Regions from separate parts of the Mus musculus genome. Here regions 2, 3 and 4 are each linked to region 1. A link is a loop called in an ENCODE intact Hi-C map of the cell type or tissue named here. Cell type or tissue: heart. All regions are shown on one strand. Region 1 overlaps Aff3 (AF4/FMR2 family, member 3). Region 2 overlaps Aff3 (AF4/FMR2 family, member 3). Region 3 overlaps Aff3 (AF4/FMR2 family, member 3). Region 4 has its middle 49 kb from the start of Lonrf2.

What was found. A loop is a pair of places that touch in the nucleus more often than their neighbours do. Peaks named below come from ENCODE experiments on the same cell type or tissue, not always from the same donor. Only the 100,000 strongest peaks of a DNase experiment are listed, where the experiment ranks them.
Region 2: a loop joins it to region 1, with 2.2 times the contacts of the local background. A loop is called at or near these places in 2 of 42 quality-filtered maps.
Region 3: a loop joins it to region 1, with 2.1 times the contacts of the local background. A loop is called at or near these places in 2 of 42 quality-filtered maps.
Region 4: a loop joins it to region 1, with 2.6 times the contacts of the local background. A loop is called at or near these places in 4 of 42 quality-filtered maps.

The regions. Positions count from the first base shown.
Region 1 is chr1:38,305,334-38,310,333 of GRCm38, reverse strand. The region is part of intron 8 of Aff3 (AF4/FMR2 family, member 3); the gene reads left to right. Among named protein-coding and RNA genes, the nearest start is that of Gm16150, 89 kb to the right of the region's middle. In heart, a CTCF peak has its summit at 2,911 (motif pointing right); a DNase peak (open chromatin) is centred at 1,983; H3K27ac peaks cover 1,005 bases.
Region 2 is chr1:38,200,627-38,205,626 of GRCm38, reverse strand. It overlaps Aff3 (AF4/FMR2 family, member 3), which reads left to right. Exons shown (of 22, transcript NM_001290814.1): 14 at 536-737; 15 at 1,689-1,816. Among named protein-coding and RNA genes, the nearest start is that of Gm16150, 16 kb to the left of the region's middle. In heart, a CTCF peak has its summit at 2,648 (motif pointing left); a DNase peak (open chromatin) is centred at 3,636; H3K27ac peaks cover 443 bases.
Region 3 is chr1:38,240,058-38,245,057 of GRCm38, reverse strand. All of the region lies in intron 10 of Aff3 (AF4/FMR2 family, member 3), which reads left to right. The region is part of intron 1 of Gm16150 (a long non-coding RNA gene); the gene reads right to left. Among named protein-coding and RNA genes, the nearest start is that of Gm16150, 23 kb to the right of the region's middle. In heart, no CTCF peak of the experiment used is centred here; DNase peaks (open chromatin) are centred at 3,047, 3,597, 4,007, 4,297 and 1 weaker place; H3K27ac peaks cover 214 bases.
Region 4 is chr1:38,785,557-38,790,556 of GRCm38, reverse strand. No RefSeq gene overlaps it. Among named protein-coding and RNA genes, the nearest start is that of Lonrf2, 49 kb to the left of the region's middle. In heart, CTCF peaks have their summits at 1,419 (motif pointing left) and 2,914 (motif pointing right); no DNase peak of the experiment used is centred here.

The sequences.
Region 1 (5,000 bases):
TACGTGTGTAAAATGATGAATTATGTCCGATCTTTTAGCTTATTAGGTGTCTGTCCCTGGAGACCTCTTCTCTGTATCTGTGTAAGTGATTCGCCAAGATCCTGTTAGCTAGAAAGCTGAGAAAGCTAACGAAACAGCCCTTGCTGGAAAAGGCTGGCCAGGTCCTGCTTCCCCCACTCTCAAATACCAAGGATGAAAAATAAGTACTCCCAGACCCCCTCAGACATCATACAGAAGCCCAAGGTAGATGCAGGTCTGTGAAGGAATGAGGGGGCATCTCTCAGAGACTGCCATGAGCAGCCTGCGTGCACGGCTTAGTCAACATGGCTGGTGGAGGAGAAAAGATGCCAGGGTTGTTGTCCATTTTGCCCAAGAGGGAGGTCGGGTGTTAGATCACCTTGGTTCAACTCTCCTGTTCATGTAGGAATGCCAATAAGGTTTGCCCTTCTAGAACAAGACTATGTCTTCTGTGATCCTACACCTGGTTGGAGGCTTGACCCAAGGGCTGGTAGAGAAGCCTCTAGCAAAATGGAGGCGTCCATTCCCATGTCCTCTGTTTGATTCTCTAGAGCCTCGTACTTCTCTTCCCTGTTGTTGTTTGCCTCTGCCTATGCAAGGCTGGCCAGCTTGTAAAGACTTGGTTTCCTTAGAAGACTTCCAGGGATTCTCCTGAACCTGCCTCCTATCTCGCACTAGGTGCGCTGAGATTACAGATGTCTGCTCCTGCATCCCGCTTGGCCTGAGTTCTGGGTATTACAGCTTAGCCTCTCACACTTGCACAAGTACTTTATCCATTGGGCCATCTCCCGAGCCCTTGCTCTGCACAGAGCTGGAACAGGATGGGCCTGAACACAGCCCTAAAACCCAACCCCAGGGGACTCAAAAGTATCTTCATCGGACCCACATAGTTTTCAGTTAAAGAATTGAAACCCAGAAGATTGTAGGATAGTCTCACGGGCTTGTGATGGAGCTGCTCGGGCCCTGTTTTACGGTAGGAGGAAGTTTCTAGTGACCCCTAAAAAGACCAGATACACAGCTAGTGATGAGCTTGTGCTTACAGTGGGTGGTCTCTAGAGCTGTGGTTCTCAACCTTCCTACTGCTGTGACCCTTTAATACAGTTCTTCATGCTATGGTGATCCCCCAACCACAAAATTATTTCCATTGCTACTGCATAACTGTAATTTTGCTACTGTTGGGGATCATAATGTAAATATTTGTGTTTTCCGGTGATCTTAAGGGTCCCCCATGAAAGGGTCGTTTGACCAAGAATGGAGTTGCAACCCACAAGTTCTAGAAGAAGGCATGAGCCCTTCCAGTGCACAGAGCCTGTCCTGGCAAACTTCAGTTGCTCTGTGTTCTCAGTGACCTTAGCAGATGCTAACTTCTTTCCCCCTTTTTTTGGAGGAGACCTTTGGCTGTAGAAGGAATCTGTTTCTTGTTACCACATTTACTGACTGTTACCAACAGTAAATATCGTCTGACATTAATGGATTGGTTTTGTTTTCTCCTGGCACAGCCCTGCCTTCCCCACAGCTTCCTCTCCGTGCTTGTTTGTAGGAGCCTCCCCTGCATTCAGAACATTGTATTTACACAGTGCCAAAGTCCTTGTACGAGTAAATAAATTGGTAGAAGAACCCAGCAATGATTGGAACACATTCACTGGGCATTTTGTGCACTTTCTCTTACTGTCTATCACTGTGAGCTGAATGTGTTCTCTCTTCCACACAGTCTAAGATGGGAACCTCTGAAATGCACAGCTGAAGTGGTTACAAACTGAATCCACCCTTGCCCCTTATCACTGGTATCCTATCTGTACACCTGGCACCTGAGATATTTCCCCAGATTAAATACCTGTTCTGTGCCAGGCGCTCAACTGGATACATTGTTGCATTCAGTCCACAGGGCAGTCTGATGAGGTACATTACCACTGTATCACCAAGCACTGAGCAGGCTCCCTGAGGCTTCACAGTTGGCGGCAGCAGCACCAGGAGTCTGGCTGGTTGCCCGGCTCTAAAGCCGCTGACAGGCACTGCTTTAGGTCTGTGGCCTGGCACTGGAGACCTCTGAAGAGAAGAGCAGTCCTTAAGGAAGAAATGCCATTTCTAAACAAAGGGCTGATAGTTCCCTAAAAAGCTCTTTCAGTCTTCATCTCCCACCTACTGACAAGAGAAAGGCCTCTGGAGGGCCTGTGAGGATACAAGGAAAGCCGGGCCCCAGGCCTTAGTGCCTGCCCTGCGGGAGCCTACAGTGTGGGCAGAACTAAGCAGAAGTCTGGAATTCTCCTCCCAGCAAGTGGGTTCCCAGCCTCAGCCCACCTGCTCACCTCAGAGGGCCTCTGCTGCTGGCACAGGCCACCACAGTGAAGCCATGCCTCCCAGATCTCACAGAGAATGTAAAATGCATTGGCCGCTGCAGCTAGGGTTCTGCCATAGAGAATTACCCACTTCCACCTCTAGTCTGACATGGCTGAAGTACATGGTTAGGGCAGATGACTGAAATTTTACACACATGCCTACGTACACTCACCTTTTTAGGTTGTTTTCTTTTTCAATACTTTGCATATTTAAAAAATAAGGACTGTATGGAATTTCAAGCATTCAGGCAATAAAAGCGAGTATTTAGTGACCACAAGTTGGCATACTTATGCTAAGTGCACGGACCAGTTGTGTTATTTAAACGAATGTGAACTGAAGCTGCAAGGGGGGTGAGGTAGCTCAGAATCTTCACAGAGTAGACATAGCACCTCCATTTTATAGAAGAAGAAGTAGTAGCCCAGCGAGCACATGTACACATGCAATAGACAGACCAGTGTTGTTGGATTTTGTTTTGTCGTTTTACTGTCCGTATGCGTGTTTACCAGCATGTATGTCTCGGCACCATGTGCATGCAGTGCCCAGAAAGGCCATAAGAGGGCGTCAGATCTCCTGGAGCTGGAGTAACATGCAGTTGTAAGCCACGGTATGTGTGCTGGAAACCACTGGAAAAGCAGCCTGGGTCCTTATCCACGGAGCCATCCCTAGCCTTCAGGGATTTCGAACGCACTTTGTCCATGGGCACTGGATTACATTAAAAATACAAACGGGAATTGACACCTGAAGTGGTCTCCAGGCATGTCCAGTGGTTTGGATGTGCTCTGTGAGGCTGGATGTCCGGTGTGGCTATACAGAAGTGAGCTAAGGGACATTTAACATAAGAGATGGAGCCTGGCGTAGAGTCTTCAGTTCCTTGGGGTTGCTGGTTTCTTGGGCATTGTAAACCCTGAGCCTGACTCCTGAACCTCTCTGGCTTTTAGTTTTGTGATGTGACTGATTCTTACGTTAGCACCTTCTGCCTCCAGGTCCTCACCAAAGCCAACCCAACACCAGAGCCCTCTAGGAATTGGACCCAAGCCAGCCTCTAAGCGTTGAAAGGTTTTCCAGCTGGGGTATTTCGTTATAGCAACAGAAAGGGAGTAATTTCAGAAAGACGCAGAGCCACTGAGTGATCTCACTTGGAGATTTGTTTGACCCAAAAATTACAAGACTGATTATATCTACTGGATCACTTATATTTAAGGGCATAGAGGACAGAAGGAATATTGGGGTGGTTTTATGTGTGTGTTTGTTTTGAATCTCCAGGAATAAATAGAATATTAGAAGTAAAACAAGAAAAATAGGCAATAATTGAGTAGAAATAATAACCATAAACTTTTGCTTCTTAGACCAATATGATAAAAATTTCAGAAACTATATACTCTGGAAATATTTTTCAAATCAGTAAACATAGAAAATACAGATGGAAAATATTTATAGATTTGAGGAAAAATCATTCATTTGACCACAAGACAAAATTTCTTTTTTTTAAAGCCATCTTCAAAAATGGGGAGTCTTCCCTATCTTGTGCCCCTCGCCCCCCTTTTTAGTGTGCTGAGAAGGTCCCCACCCCAAGAGTGTAGAAATGACATGGGCAAAGCACAGGCATCCATGCGTGAGAGGTTTGTGATTGAGCCAGGATTCGGCCTGGTTTGACTCCTGGAGCCATGCTTTTCAGGACACCTCTGTAGATGACCTGTCCTGGTCACTAGACTTCAGCATATTCGTAAGACGATGAATATTGACATGTCTCTAAATAACCAGAGTTTTTAATCGTCACTGTTACTGATCGTGCCAAGTGCCTCTGAACAAGAACTGAGCAGAGAAGATTCCAAACTGATGCTCAGTGCTTGAATAAATCATCAGCTCAGACCCAGCTTGCATGGCTGGGAGCAGCACTGGGGTCTGTTGTTACCTGGGAGGCATTTGTGCAAATGCTGACCTTGGGTGGTGCTGTGCGAGACCCTAGTGCCTCCGATGGACCCTGCCCATGCCATGCTGCTCTCTGCCCTGGGGAGCTCGCAATCCAGCACGTAGGCCACAGTTAAAATAAAGGGAAGCTGTGGAAAGCTTTCGAGGCCAGGAACATTCAGGAGGAAGGTCTGTAGGAAAGTTCCCCTCCTCTGGGAGGTGTAAATAGATGCCTCTCTTCAACCTCTGAGTAGAGATGCCAGATAAAATACAAGGCACCCAGTTCAATTTGAATTTCAGATAGACAAGGAATAATTTTCAGTGTGTGTTCTGTGCAATATTTAGGGCATACATATGCAAAAAAATATTATTTGTTGTTTACATAAAATTCAAATTTAGTGGGAAATCCCATTAGTTTCACTTACTAATTCTAACACCCTGCAGACATCACATCGAGACTCTTGACTCGAGTGTCTTCAAAGCACTGATGAATAGGAATGAATGATAAGTGGAGAGTGGAAGAGAGGGAGAGAAAGAGACAGAAAGAAAGAATGAAAGCTGGAAAGCTGCCAAGTAAAATAACTAGATTCTGGAGAAGAAGAAGCAAAAAAAAAAAAAAAAAAAAAAAACGAATTCCTAAAACTGAGGTCATAGAATGGAAAATATCTGTTTCATGGAGTCTTGAGCCTGAATATTGGCCGGGCCAGGGGGCAGAGAGAGGGAGGGAGGGAGGGAGG
Region 2 (5,000 bases), 100 kb after region 1:
GGTTTCAGGTACCAGTTGCTTTGTTGTGTGTTTATTCTGATCGGTGCCTGGTGAATTCAGACACTCAGTGGTTGGAAGGTGGCTTCAGGCCTTGGAGTCACCCTGATGTTCTGTGACTGTATCCTACAGACTCAGTCGCTGGCCGGCGGGGATCCTCTAAGAAACTGAGTACAGCTTACTGCTGTTGACTGTTGCTTGGCTTTTCCCAGCTACTCAGGCTCGTGAGGAACAGCTCACTTATTCAGTATTTGTAGACCCCTTGATGGAGCACTGGGAGTGTGAACATGTTACTCTTCTCAGTCCTTCATTGGCAGGAGCTCCAGATTACTGGGCGTCCCGATAAAGTAAAGAAACCAAGCATGAGCTCTGTTTATTGTTTACTGTGATCCTGGTGCCATAAAGTCACTTCTCCAAAGTAATTCCCAAGAAACTTCTTCCTGCCAACAGATGTTAAGTGAGAGGCTGGGCAGTACAAGAAGCACGGCCTCTCTTCCCTGTGCAGACTGGGACGCTCCGTTGCTGTTTCTCTTTTCAGCTTGGCAATACCAATAAACAAAAATGAAAAGATGCTCCGGTCGCCCACTTCGCCACTCTCAGACACATGTAAACACAAATACGCCAGCGAGGACCTGACTTCTTCCAGCCGACCTCACGGCAACGGGTTGTTGACTTCAGCGTCTTCCAACAAAGAGCCAAAGGCTGAGAGTCAGCTGCAGACGATTGCTGGGGACCTCACGGTTTGTCAAGGCCCTTTCTTTCTAAATAAACCCAGTGAAACTGAGCCCGCCACTCTGTCCCTAGCCTAGAAATCCAGATTCTCACGGGGACTGTGGCAGCAGCACACACCTGTGATCCTAGCATTCAGCAGGCTGAGGTAGTTCAAAATCAGCCCAGATTTATATATTAAGACCTTATCTGGAGAGAGACAGAGACAGAGACAGACAGAGAGACACAGACAGGGAAACACAGAGAGAGGGGGGGGGAGAGAGAGAGAATCCTTAAACCCTACCCTAGATCTACTAAAGGAGAAGCTAAGTCAGCGATCTGTTTTAGCAGGCTTCCATATGATTCTGTTATGTATCTAAATTGGGAAAAATACAAGCCCAGGTCCTCCACCCATGGTTACTATTTGAACTTGAGAAAGTTGCCTAACCCACCCAGTCTTTTCTCCCATCCATGGAAGGAGCATAAGACACCCTTTTTTATATTACCGTGAGAACAGAATTGACAACGGTGCAGAAGTCCTCAGCTTGATCCCTAGACATGCACAGGCTGAGCATCCCTAAGCCACAGGGTTCCAAGATCTGAAACTTGCTGAACACCAACATAATTCTAATTCTGCAATCGGGTCATTCCACACCTGACTTCCTCCTAGGATAGATTCACAAAACTGTTTTAAAACATACAGCATACAATTGTTTTAATGTATATCTAATCACTACATGCGTGGGGAGAAAAACAGACGAGTTTCATACTTAGACTTGGGTTCTACCTCCCAAAAAAAATCACTTGTGGTCCCCAGTATTTTGGATAAAAAAATACACAACCTGTTACTTTTTCTTTATTGAAACAAAATCACCATCATGTCTAGTACAGAGCAGAGTGATATTCTCTGGGTTAAAAGGTATCTGTCGCTCTCTCGGCCAAGTAGCCATGCCTCAGTGGCTTCTGTCTCATTTTTTATTTAGAAGGCATCTCACAACAGTTCTGAAAATGGCACCCTCCATAGCAAGTCACGGCCCCAGACGGAGCCATGGTCTCCAGGTTCCAATGGCCACAGGGACTGCAAGAGACAGAAACTGATCTTCGATGACATGTAAGTTTTAATATGGTGAGGGGGAAGGACGTAGAAAAAGATCGCTGCCTCCCATTTTTGATGTGGCTATTTGCCCTTGCACGATACGGTCACTTAAATGTCCTTCTCAAAGGAAGCCCTAACTTTGTGGCCACCCCTGGGTAAACAGGATCACCAGGGATAATGGGTTTAGCACCCAAGGCCTCAAGAAACTGAGGCAAACTGAACTGATGGGCCTATTTCTTCTTTAATTATGTATGTATCTGTCTGGGTATGTGTCCATGAGTGTGGGTATTCGTGGATCGCTCGCCCAATGTGGGTTCTGAGACCAAACGCAAGCCCTTTGCAAGAGCAGGGTATACTCTTAACTGCTCAGCTCTCTGTCCAGCCCCCGGTGAGTCTTATTTCTAAGGATATGGATTAAGGGATATCAGATTTACAGAACCAAAAGTGCTTCTTAGGATGGCCAAAGAATAATGTTGATTTACCCCTGAATGCTGTTTTCTGGCAAGATGTGGGTTCTTTGTAACAGCGTAAACAGGCCTGATACAGAACAACCAACCCCACATCATCTGTCCACTTCTACTGCTAAAACCTGAATGCATCTCCCATAGCCAGCACCAGCTCGCAAGGAGAAAGGAGTGGAAGGTGAGTAAGAAGACTGGCCAGCCATGCTCTGGAGACTGAAGATAATTTAGTGTTCCAGGGAGAAAGCAGGTGTCAAGGAGGCAGAAGGTGGAGTTTCATGAGTTCAGCTTGAATCCTGCCTTCAGTTGTTAGCTGACCCAAAAGCATGCAGTACAATGCATGTCCACATGTGGCAGGATAAATGAAGTCTCCAGAAACAGCAGGCAGGAGATTCCTGCCCTCCGGTGGCTTACAGTTCAACTGCAGTGACAGACTATAAGCCAAAAGCCCTCTGAAAGTCAGACTATAACGTGCTCTCAAGATATCCCAGCCCGTTCTCAGAAAGATCAATAATACCAGTGATGACTGCCTCCCTCGTTTGGGGTGCCACACAAGCAGCAACATCTGGGGAACCCCAGGCACCCTGCTGGGATCACAGCCCTGCTCACTGTTTGACAGCCCTCCCTCATCCTCACCCAAGTATAGAATGTGTTGCCTGCTTCTCTGTCAGACCTAAGTCGAGTAGTAATCTTTTACGTATTAATTAGACTTTTATACATTAACCAGGGCACAGAGTTCTAGGGTTGGAAGCCAGATGTGTCATTTAAAAATCACGTGCTAAGGTAACTGAATCTGGGGAGCGAGGGAGGTCTCCCTTCCTCATCTGGTTACTGGAACTGCGTGCCAGCTCCCTGCATGCAGCCTTCCCCTCCCGTCCCCTCAGCTGCTCCAGCACCCACTTTAGTCGCTTTCCCTTTGCTGAGCTCATTGGCCCTTGGGACGGCAGTCAGGTGGTCTCTCTCGGACTTTGTGTGGAAATTGTCCCTGTGAATTTTAGTCATTTTTGAAAACAGACACAATTAGAGTGATAATTAAGGTGATCGTAGCATTTGTGGTTTCGACTCATAGCTGGTAACAGAAGTGTTAGGCACTGGGGTGCCCAAAACACCAAATATTTCTAGTAGATGATATGGGGAGCATAGTAAAGATAAGAAGAAAAAACAAGTATGTATGAGAAAATAAGTTTAATGACTTCCCCAGTGGTCAAAATAGAGGGCTGAGTCAGAAAGAGCAGCCCAATATGTGAAGTTTCTAGAACTTTTTATGAGTGGAAATGTTTCTCGTTATATTCCTTGTCTGTACCAGTGAAGAGGCTGAGCCTGTTGGCAGGCCGTGTAGCTCTGGCTGTTGCCTGTGCTGGGACTGTTTGTTCTCTTAGGGATATGGTAGAATGAAATGGAAAAGCACTCTTCCACACCCCCCTGCATGGAGAGGAGTGTCCACTTACCCCCAAATGATTTGCAATCTCTGTTAGAAAAATAAACACACAACAGAAACAGCCACTGGCCTAAGAAAGCTGTGGGAAGAGTCTAAAAACTCGAAAGGCCAAGAACCAACATTGTCTCTCCCTTTAAGCCATGAAAATAGCTGTCCCTCGAGAGACCAAAGTCACCTAACATGCAAAATGTCTTACACACCCAGCTGCTATATACAAAGCACCTACTATGTGCCAGGTACAGGCAACAGCCAGGATATACTGATGAGTTCATTCTGTTATTCTCCAGAGTCAGAGGAGAGAAGCCCATGGTGGACCAATACAACCACCACTACTGTGACTATGGTCACACCTGCTCCTCTTCCCGCCCCTTCTCTTCCCTCTTAGTTCCTTATCTTAGTTCCCATCAGCTTTTCCTCTTCTTCCCCCTTCATGTGTACTCCCACATCCCCCGTTCTTCCTTCCCTTCTGTCATAATTAGTTCTAACTTGACACATCTGGGAAGAGGAAACCTCAGTTAAGCAACTGTCTCCATAAGAAATGGCCTGAGGCTATGTTTATGGGGCGTTCTCTTGAGTGTCCGTTGGTGTAGGAGCCCAGCCCACTATGGGCAGTACCATCCCTAGGCGAGTGATGCAAATAAACCCTTCCTGCCCTCCCCTTTCCCATTGGATTTTTTCCTCCTCTTTTCCTTCCCTCCTCTCACTTCCTTTTCCTCCTCTCTCACTTCCTTTTCTTCCTCTTTTACCTGACATTTTCTGCCCTGGCAGCTTCCTGGTCAAGAAGGTCCTCAGCCCCTTCCACTTTCTTTGGCTTATCTTCACTGGGGCATCAATGGGGCCTGAGATGAACAGAAAAGCTGCCAGGAGAAGAAAGGGAGGGTGCCAGATCATTAGGGCAGAGCCACTGAGAAGCTGATAGGAAACAACTAGAAAGATCCAAAAAGTAACAGGTGCCACACTCTGGCTTAGTTAGTTTGTTTCATTCCTTGATTTAGTTATTTACTTTGCAACCCAGTCACATCTTCCCCTCTCCCTCTCCTCTGGGTCCTGGCTCTCACCAGACCTCCTCCACCCTTCTCCCCTTCTCCACAGAGGGGGACGACTCCCCTGCACATAGCTTTTTTTAAAAAAGGAAATTCATCCTTTTGTATTATAAATACTGTTAATGGTTGAATAAACATACAATTCAGACAACTGAAGCCACCAGGCTGTCAAGAATGGGTGCTGAATAAATATAGCTGACTTATAAATACCTTTCCCAGGGGAGGGCCTGGATCTTTCCATCTTTCTTTCTTTTCCC
Region 3 (5,000 bases), 65 kb after region 1:
CTTTATTTATTTACTTATTTACTGTTTACATCTTAAACGCTGATCTAGCCTTTTTCTCTCCTAAAACACCAAAGCCAGGATCCTAGATGAGGTCTGCTTGTACCTCTGAGGGGGACCTGGCCTCAGCTTGTGTCTCTACCACCCTCTCACTTCAGCTATCTGGAAGGCTCCTCTGGGTCATTTACTGAAGCTCTTCCCAGAGTAAGGTAATCCTCATTATTTGAAAACCACTGTGTGGGGCCATGTACAGAGCCATAAATGCTAAGTCTCTCTGGTCTATAACAGGGTCCTGTGATATCCATCCATCAGTACTCACAAAGGGAGACCCTCCACCCGCCCTTCTAGATGGAAGCCACATAATTGTCCCTCACGGCCCTCGGGTGGCTATTAGCCCAGTCAGCTGCATTAACACGACATTAACAAGAGGCTAGTGCACAGGCTAGAGAGTCTAGAACTCTGCTTTAACATTCCCCCCAACCCAGTACTAATTTCCACAATAAAATGAAATGGCTCCAGAGAAACCATTGAGTCCTATCAGGTAAATAATACACAGTTTAAAAGGTCCCAGGCATGTATTCACACAACAGAAGAGAGCCAAGGAAGAAGTTAGTCTTCTGAGTAAATAAATAACGGATTGTATAAAGCCACTAATTGCCCTTTACGGTGGTTTAGTGGGTTTGAGAATGCTTGAGAATTAATACAGACTTGCCACCAGATGTCTGTCCAGGGAGGGGTTAGCAAGGAGGGTCCTCTGGGTGAAAGTGCTTTAACGCTTTTAGTTAATGTCCACAATTGCTGAGAGCCCCAGCTCATGGGTGACGTAACTTTGTCTTCTTTAAAGAGAATAATGTGGTGATGACGTCCATGCGGCAGCATGACTGCACTTGATACCACTGAGCAGATGTGTGGAGAATGGTTAAAATAGGTATTATGGACCTTACATAATAGTAATTTAAAAAATCTATAGCTTAACAAAGAAAATGAACAGTTCTGTAGATACAGCCTGAGATCCCTAATCCAAAAATTCTCAGTTGCAAAATGCTCCAAGAGCCAGAACTTCTGGAGCACCAGTTTAACACCAGAACTTCTGGAGCACCGGTTTAACACCACAAGTGGAAGATTGTTTATTAGGAAACCTGGTCTGTGCGTGGCTAAAACATCATCTCAAGTTACCTTCAGAATATGTGTGTAAGGTATATGAGAAACAATTGGTTTTACTGTATTGGGTACACACCACACACACACACACACACACACACACATATACACCACAGACTCTGAAAAGGAACTGAGTCAGAAAGCATTGTCGAGTTGGGAATTTGGGGAAAGCGTTGGTGCTCCAAGAGTTTTGACCAACGTGGCCTTTTCTCCTCCATAGGGCAGGCGATCGGTGTCCTCTCCTGGGTTTGAGGTTCCAAGGTTCCCACCAAAGCACTGTGTACCTCATTCTCAGATAGAGTTAGAAGTGACCCCAGCCTTCTGCACTGGGGATAGAGCAGAGCCAACCCCTCTCCTACTCCCCCAGCCACTGTGACTGTGAAGTAACACAACCAATTGTCACCCTTGTTCAGGTGCATCACTGTGCTCTGAGGACTGTGCAAAGGGAGCAGAGGGAGCCAGGTCCTCACGCCTCAGTGCCAGGGCAGTTAGACCACACTACTCATTTCTACACATTGTCATCCGACACTGCGTCCTCTTCCTATCAAATACATCCTCAGACATTTGCTAAGTTTAAATCCCAGTCCTATACATTATTTTTTGCTTAGTCTTTGTCACTTGGTCAGCATATCCTGTGCCTTTTAACACCCTTGGGGTTGTCCCTTCTAAACCAAGGCTAGTGGATGTTCTGTATGTCTAATGTTTGTAGCCTATTTATTTCTTATTTAACTTGACACAAAACAGTACATGTGGCACTTCAGTGCAAAAGCTGGGGCGGGGGGAAGCTATTGTGTGATTAGCATGTTTTCTGTGTCACAGCTATCTAATGAAAAATAGAGACTTTTTACAATTATATATTTCTGAAAGAGACTTTTGCCTGTACCTTGTTGACAAACTGCTTTGATTACAGACTTACTGTCCCGCCGAGAACGAGTTACTAATTGGTAGTTACTGGGCCAGTTATTTTAGAATGTTTAAACTGACCACTAGTGAGTATGGCAACATACAGTTGCTGCCTGCCTTGAACTTCGGCCTGTGCTATCAGTCTCAGTGACCTTGCTCTGGGAAATTGAGATAAAACCAAAAGAGACCACAGAGTAACATATTATATGGGGGTGTGGGTTCACGTGTGTGTGGAGGCCAGGGGACAACCTCATGAGCTGTCTACCTCTTGTTTAGCGATGAGAATCTCTCACCAGCCTGGGATTCTGTTTGTCTTGGCTGACTGCCCAGCCTCTGGGTTGATTCCCCTGCCTCCCCGGTGCTGAGATAAGAGCTACTCCTGACTTTTTTTGCATGGGTGCTGGGATTTGAATTCACACCTTGAGGCTTACCTGGCAAGCACTTGACCAACTCAGCTATCTTCCCAACTCACCAATTATATATCTAACAAGAAAAGCTTTTTAAATGTTACATCCTAAGTGCACAGGTGGTTTTCTGAACCTGCTGGGGCCACAGCAAGCCAGTTAGAGAAACATCTGGAACGGTATGTTAGCCATTTGATAGTCTGAGGTCATTGGTTTGCATTTGTGTCTTGTTCAAAACTCAAACTACCTAGCTCTTTATAACGGGAGTTTATTTATTTAAATCATGGCCCAGTGCCTTTGGCTTGATTTTGTTTTACATCTCCAAGCCCACAGAGTCTTCTTCTCTGGCTTTACTGGCCTGGCACACAGGACCTTCTCCAGAACTGTCCTTTGGCCAAGTGTCTCTCTGAACTTGAAAATCACACAGCCATGAGACCTGACTGTCCAGCCAGCTGCTACTCTGAACTCAGGGCCTGCCCCTGTCCAAGTCCTCCCCTCCCAAGGACCTGCTCTTTTTCATCCTTTGCTGAGACAGCCTTGGCCGAGCGCTGGCTGTTTGCACTAGCTAGCTAGCCTTTGATGACTGTGATTTGGAGCCACTACAGTGCCCTGCTGCCAGGGAAGGTTAATGTGCTCCCGATGGCTGGGACAGCCTGACCTTTCTCACTTTGCCCAGCTCCCTGCCCTGTGCTGGTTCTTAGGCCAGTGTCTGGCAGCCACATCATGTCCTCACCCTGGCAAGCAACATACAGTCTCTGGGCAGCATATGTCCCTTCAGGATACACCACGCAGAGTATATTCCAGATGTTTTAGAACAACCATCTGATCTACCAAATTCCAAGTACATTTCTCGGCCTTGCCCCTTGGACTCACTACAATTATTCTGTCTTCTTTTGCATAGTATTCTGCTCTTTATCCCTCTCATCGTGAGAGAGGGAATCAATCCAGTGTGACTGTGCTCACTGTAGTCAGTTCAGCTAAAACGTTGAAACAGGCTTGCTTAACCAAGGCCATGGCCCCTGTTAAATATCACAGGCCAGGTCAGCCTGCTTGCTGGCCCTGGTGTAGCAAATCAAATAGTGCTTTCTGAAGACCTGCCTGGGCTGAGTCGGAGACCCTGCCGCTCCCCAACACTGCCTCTTCTTGGCTTTGTTCCCCCTGTTCACAGCCAGGGAGTCAGCGAGCCACTTGAGGTCACAGCTCTTCATCTTTCAATGGAGACAAGTCTCCCCTGTTCAGCTTGCCTGATCCTAGACCTAAGAGGAGCCAAGGCAAATAACACCACTCCATGAGCACTGCAAATTGAGGTGTTAGTCACTGGAGAGAGCATACGAAGGAGCGCCAGGTTTTCTTTGAGTCACTGTCCTAGCTATTTTATGTAATTGTGAAAGGACACGAGTTCCTGTGTGCAAGAAAAGATGGGCACAAAGCACATTGTTAACTCTCCCTCTCTGGATGGTAGGTTACCTCTGACCTCCTGGGGGGCCATACTGGCTGAATGTCTCAGGGCCTATGCGTGGGCACCTTCCTGTCACCATGCCATGTCATCAACAGACAGCCTTCTGCGGCATGCATTAGTGTCCAAATCTTGCATATGGGAAACTGAAGCTTCAAATTGTTGAGTCACTTGCCACCCAAAGTTAATGGACACAGAAAGGGGTGGTGCCTACTGGGTCCACAGTTTGCAGGGGATATGTGGCCCTGGACTGGGAAGGTCTGCCTCACCACAGGCTGGTTGCCCGGGGTTCGGGTTCCTCTCCACCCTACTTAATCTCTTAAAACAATGCATATTTCAGCTCTCCTTGAATCACACACAACACATGCCTGGGTGCTTCACACGGGGACGAGGGCTGCTCCATTCTCTGCCCCAGAAGATATAGTCAGCTGGAGATTTATGTGGTACAACGTGCCTCTCCTAGCCTTGTTACATCCAAGCAAGCAGGTGCAGGAATGTCAGCTATCTTCCCATGCTCTAAGCTTAAAGTAGAAGATGACGAAGCATTTGAAAGGGGAATTGGTTGGACTCAGACAGATTTAGATAGGGGAGGAAGAAGATGCAAGCCAGTACTGTTTCCTAAGATTTCTATTCCTTGGAGAATTTTCTTCTTCCAGCTGGCTGGAGACCTAGGATCTATTCACTGGTACTCTGAAAGGAAAGAAATTGTATTCAAATATACATCATGTTTTCTAAATGTGCACACACCCATGTATCATTGCTTTGGAGACCAGCCATGCCAACTTTCTTGCCCTAGCAAAATGAGGCGAAGCTTCAGAGTGGTGGAAACCCCATAGCTCCTTGGATATCTCAGGTCAGTAATAAGAGCTCAGCCAACATTGTTTCCTAGGTCCCTTTCAAGCCTTGGCTCTGTCATAGGCCCATTTTGTGATTTAGCCACAGAACTATTCATTCTTTCATACGTAGCCACACACACACACACACACACACACACACACACACACACACCGTATTCCTTCAGCCTGGAATGCTTTCCCTTCCCTGACTCCATCCTGCCACTTCCTCCAACCTACTTGGAA
Region 4 (5,000 bases), 480 kb before region 1:
GTGACTGAGAAGCTGTTCTGCTGCTGAGTCATGTACCCTCTCCCCATCCTCCTCAAGTTTCCCCTGAGAAGATAAGTCAACAGGGATCTTGCAAGAGAAACCAGAGGGGCTTAGGGTGGACTGTAGCTAGCACACATAATGCACCTTCCTGGCTCTTATGATTAAGCCCTGCTTGATGGCTGCTGCCCATGCTGCCTGTATACAAGCCCCTGCTCTCTGCTCCTTTTAGCAGAGCTGGCTGAGCCACAGAGAGCTGCCTTGCCTGTGGTCATTCTGCATTCTGAACAGCTCACATCTGAGCCTAATCAATATGGGTCTATCAAGGCTGGGCTCTGCCTGCCACGGGCCATCACCGAGGGATCATTCTGGTGACTGAGCTTATTGATGGCCTGGCATTGTGACTTGACTGCTCCCTTGACCCACACCGCCTCCCCTTCCCTTCCATCAGTGTCAGTTCCAGGGGCTCGCTTTAATAACCATTCTGCGCACCAGAGTCCATCTGGTGCGCTCCAGCTGTAACATCTTTCCCAGCTGCGGAATGTGCAGGCTGCAGCCTGTGGTGAAAACAAAAGCTAGTATCTATCTGAGCAATGCCTACTGGCCGCATCAGAAATGGAGGGGAAGCAAAGCAGTAAACAGTGCTCCCGGATTGTCTCTGCTGTTCCTGTCTCTCGATTCCTGCCTTTGAGCTCCTGCCTAGGGTTTCCTTGAGTATGGACTTGTAAGCTAAAATAAACCCTTTCCTCTTCAAGTTAGTTTTGGTCAGTATTTAAATACAGCAACAGAAAAGCAAACCGATATATCCTCCCTCTACTGTTTGTCAACATCTGGAGTCCACATGGGTTCCCAGTCTTTACATATGCTCATCGATGCTGGAGATTCATGCAGGGTCCTCAAGAGAAAAAAGCCAGTCAGCCTTTCTAGACTGTCTGAGGGGTGTCTAGGGGGAACTGACCAGTCTGTTTTGACTGCTGTTTACCAGGTAGGATTTGGGATTGGATGTTGTCTGGTGTAGTCAAAAGCAAAGGAGGCTCAGCATCCAGGTGTCCCTGGTACAAGGTGAATTTTGAAAAGTGAAAGCAGTTACAGGTATGGCTGACAAGAGCCAGTGGCCACTCAGAAGAGTTCATTGTGGCATTTCTTGCCTGCCCCATGATCTTTAAAGGTAGCATTTCCCTTTTGCATGTGGCCCCCTTTGAATTAATCCTCACAGCCAAATCAACAGAAAGTCTGAGTGTTTGTTTGTTTTTGGAGTTTGTTTGTTTGGTTGGTTTGTATGTTATTTTCTTTTTGGTCAAAGAGAAAGATGGGAGACAGGTGACGAGAAAGGAGGGGAAAAGGAAGAAGTGAGCATCTTTTCAATTAAGTTCTAGTGGGAAGACAGATGAGTAGAGAGGTGTAGCTTGTGCCACCTACTGGAAATTCTGAGGCACTGCAAGGGCAGAAACCAGGGTACTAGCTACAGGTAAGATTTGGATCAAGTAAGATTTGGATGACAAGTTTGAGCTAAGATTCCACAACAAAAGGCTTCACAGTGCTCGCCCAGACCTTCCCAAGACAATTCCCTTCCTTGGAAGACATGGGCAGACTTGCACTTCTGATGGAAGAGGTTAGTTTGAAAGATCTGGTCATAACGACAACTCCATTTTCCCAGTGGGCTACATTGTTAACGTGCCATTATTTCTGCTTAGTCTCCAATTAACAGTATGTCAGAGTCTAGCTGTGAGTTCTCTGTCCTACAATCTCTTTGTCAGTCAGCTAACACAAGGGCTACAGGAGATCTCAAATTTTAAGATTTCTTGGGTGAGTCCTCTTGGGAAGCCAATGATATACGTACCTTAAATCATATCTTCTATCAATTCATGTGTGTGTGTGTATCTTCTATCGATTCATATATATTCAACCACCTCAAGTGATATTTTTAAAATATTGGACACAACTGTACAAACAGACAAGATGGCAGACTGCTCATTATTAATCAACACTGTCTAGATTCAGTCACAAATCTGCCACAGGAGGGCTTCTCCTTGAGATGAGAAGAGCAGCAGTTGAGCAAAGGAAAGAAAGGGTTTTTTTTTGGGGGGGGCGGGGGTAGCCCTTGTCCTCCTCACAAGGAAGGTTTCAGAAACGTTACAGGCCAGTCTTAGCATCTGTTAAGAACCCACACATATGACTCTTACAGGACACACCGCAGCCGTCTAGTCTGGTGGGATCTTGACCGATTGCATTTGCCATTTCAGAACTGAGTCCTACAGACCCAAGGAGAAGTGGTTCAGAGTTCACTACACCTTGTCTCAGGCAGGTTTTATTTATAGCCAGAGAAAGGGAAGTGAGGGACAGAAAACAGAAGGTGTGAACGGATCCCACTAAACCACCTACCTATGTTCAGGGGACTTAACGTTATGTGGGGGAAGGGGGAAAAAAGACCCTTTCTAAGCTGTGCCAAGCTCAGCAAGTGTCCGCAGCAGCCACATGCAATCCTTCCCTGTTCCCATGCACTTCGTCTGGGTGGTGTTAGCAGAGGCTTCCTTAGTGCTTACACTTGTATGTGTAAATGGGGGTATAGCTTCAAACAATACATGTAGACCCCCCCAATTCTGTCCCCCATCTCCACCTCCTGCATCTACAGGTCACACAACAGTTCCCTCCATCTCACCTGTCTCTAAGATGCAGGGAGGGTGTGTGAAGGGCTGGGAGTGAGAGCCTACAGGGCAGAAAAAAAGAATTGAAGGTCAGCCATCCCCAAGCACGACGTTTACATCCCCTCAGCAGGGCCTGGAGGGATGTGCTCAGACCACACTGGGCCTCACAGTTGCATGCCAGGGAGACACTGTCCTACAGGCTCAACACAGCTTTGTAGGGAAGAAATAGCTGTCACACTCTGTAAGTTGCTGTGCCTGGCAATAGCCACATGGGGTCACTGTACTCTCAGGAAAGAAGGAACGTCAGCTGCGATGTCTGTCTGGACTGGTTCAGACTGGGAACCAGCTAACTGGCTATGGAAGAGATGAGACCTTCTCTTTCCTGCAAAGATGAGCGTCTATGGTCAAGTCCACCTCTGCTGTTAGAAGAGGAGGGCCTCAACATGGTGGACTTTGAACCAGGAGGCAACCCTCTGAAGCGTTACTCTATTCTAATGACGAATGTCATCTAGTCTAATGACTAAAATTCCCATACCTTCCACATTGGCTCACAGCTCCGGGAAAGCTACTGAGCCTCTCTCTGGAAGGAAATGATTATCCAATAAATCAAGGTAAAAGCCAAGGAATAGGGAAACCTGGGTGGTAAATCAGTTTCTGGCTCGATCAGCTGGAGATGGTGTCAATGAACCATCCTTTTAGCTGAGCAACCTTGAATGAGCTGCCTGGAATCCAGATCCTTGCTTGCCTAATTTACACACTAGAGATTATAACATACACCTTGGTTTGGAGTCAATGCATACGATACCTATCAGGTAAAACATGGGGTGAGCAATCTGCTTTTGAGACTATGGGAAGAAGACAGGGAAGAGAGGCTCAGAGTAGCCTAGGGAAGGCAGGGGCAGAAGGACCACCAAGTCCTTGGGAGATCTCAGCCTCCTTCTCAGGTGAGATGTGGGCATAGGAGTGGAGCTTCTGAGAAACTAAACCCAGTGAGAGTCAGAGAGGCCCACACCTCCACAGTGTGGGGACCCCAGGAGCTCACTGAAGCACGGCCTTGAATGCTGGGTGGTGCTAACCTAGTCTTTGAGGATACATCCCATGAGGTCTGGAATTACTGTTCTTTGGTGCTTGGTCTAAAGCCAAAGGAGAATTTCCATTTGGTTTGGAACTGTGCCTTGGGGGTGTCCAGCAGAGCCGCCCCTACCCCAACTCTGATGTCATTGCTTCCTGTTCAGCTCATGAACAGCTCACGTTCATTGGCTTCATTTTTGCCCGCCAGTGATTTCGTTTGATGAATTACTGGGCTTGGCACTAAAGCAGTCTCTCAAAGCCTGGGCCCCACACCAGCAGCCTGGCATCATCCAGGGATTCACATGGGCCCCTTTCACAACTTCATCACAAGGTCAGGGATGGAGACCAGCCAGCTAGTGCTGACACAATGTGTTTCAGAGGCTGAGACGCACTGCCGTAAAGGAAGGGGTCCACCAGGGTCCTACCAGGGTCACCCTTCTTACAGTGGCCCTTTGATCCTTAGCATCCCCGAGGCTACCTTCCCCACCCCCCTCTCCCATCCTCTCTGCTCTCCCATCACATCATCTAGCTGTGGGATAGCCACAGGTTAACCAGGCATAATTCCCGCTGGTCCACAGAAAATGAATGTGGCTCTTCTCAGCCTTCTCCCTTAAAGTGCAAGCTTTCTTAGGAACTGCTAAAAACAGAAGAATGCGCACCATAGGCCAAGACAGCTCCAGATAATGAAGATGGGAGTGTATAGCTGATGATAATGGCTGCCATTGATTAAGCCATTATCAAAGGGGCAGCAATAATGGGGACAGCCAGGACAAGCCACAGCAGCTGGCATGTGTGGCCTGTTCAGAAGCCTGTGGGATTTCCAATTATTGTTGCACTTCACAGAGGAAGGGTGGCATGGAGTCTGGGAGAGTTAGGCAGCCTTGCCTACATTCGTACATTGGGGATAGAGGGGGCCAGCCTTTTACCCACCCCAGGCAACCTTGCCCTGGGCTAACATCACCCCAGCTCCTAGGGTTTTACAGTGCTCCAAAGGAAGAGGATCCTTTAGTTCTTTAAGGCTGAGCAGATATATACCTCTTAAGATATCTGGATTATCATGTCTACTGAGCGAGCATTCTCCCTTAAGTCTGAGGTTTATACAGTCTGTGAAGGTGAGTTGAAAGACAGGCTTAGTGGCCACACTTGGGAGCCACATTGGAGCATCTTTGCCTCTCTGTGACTTGGGAGAAATGTCCCATTCCTTCTGGGGTTGCTGTGAATTTGGGTATGATATGGGTGCCTCTTTGATCACAGGAAGCCACAGCATCCGTCTTTCTATGGCTCTAT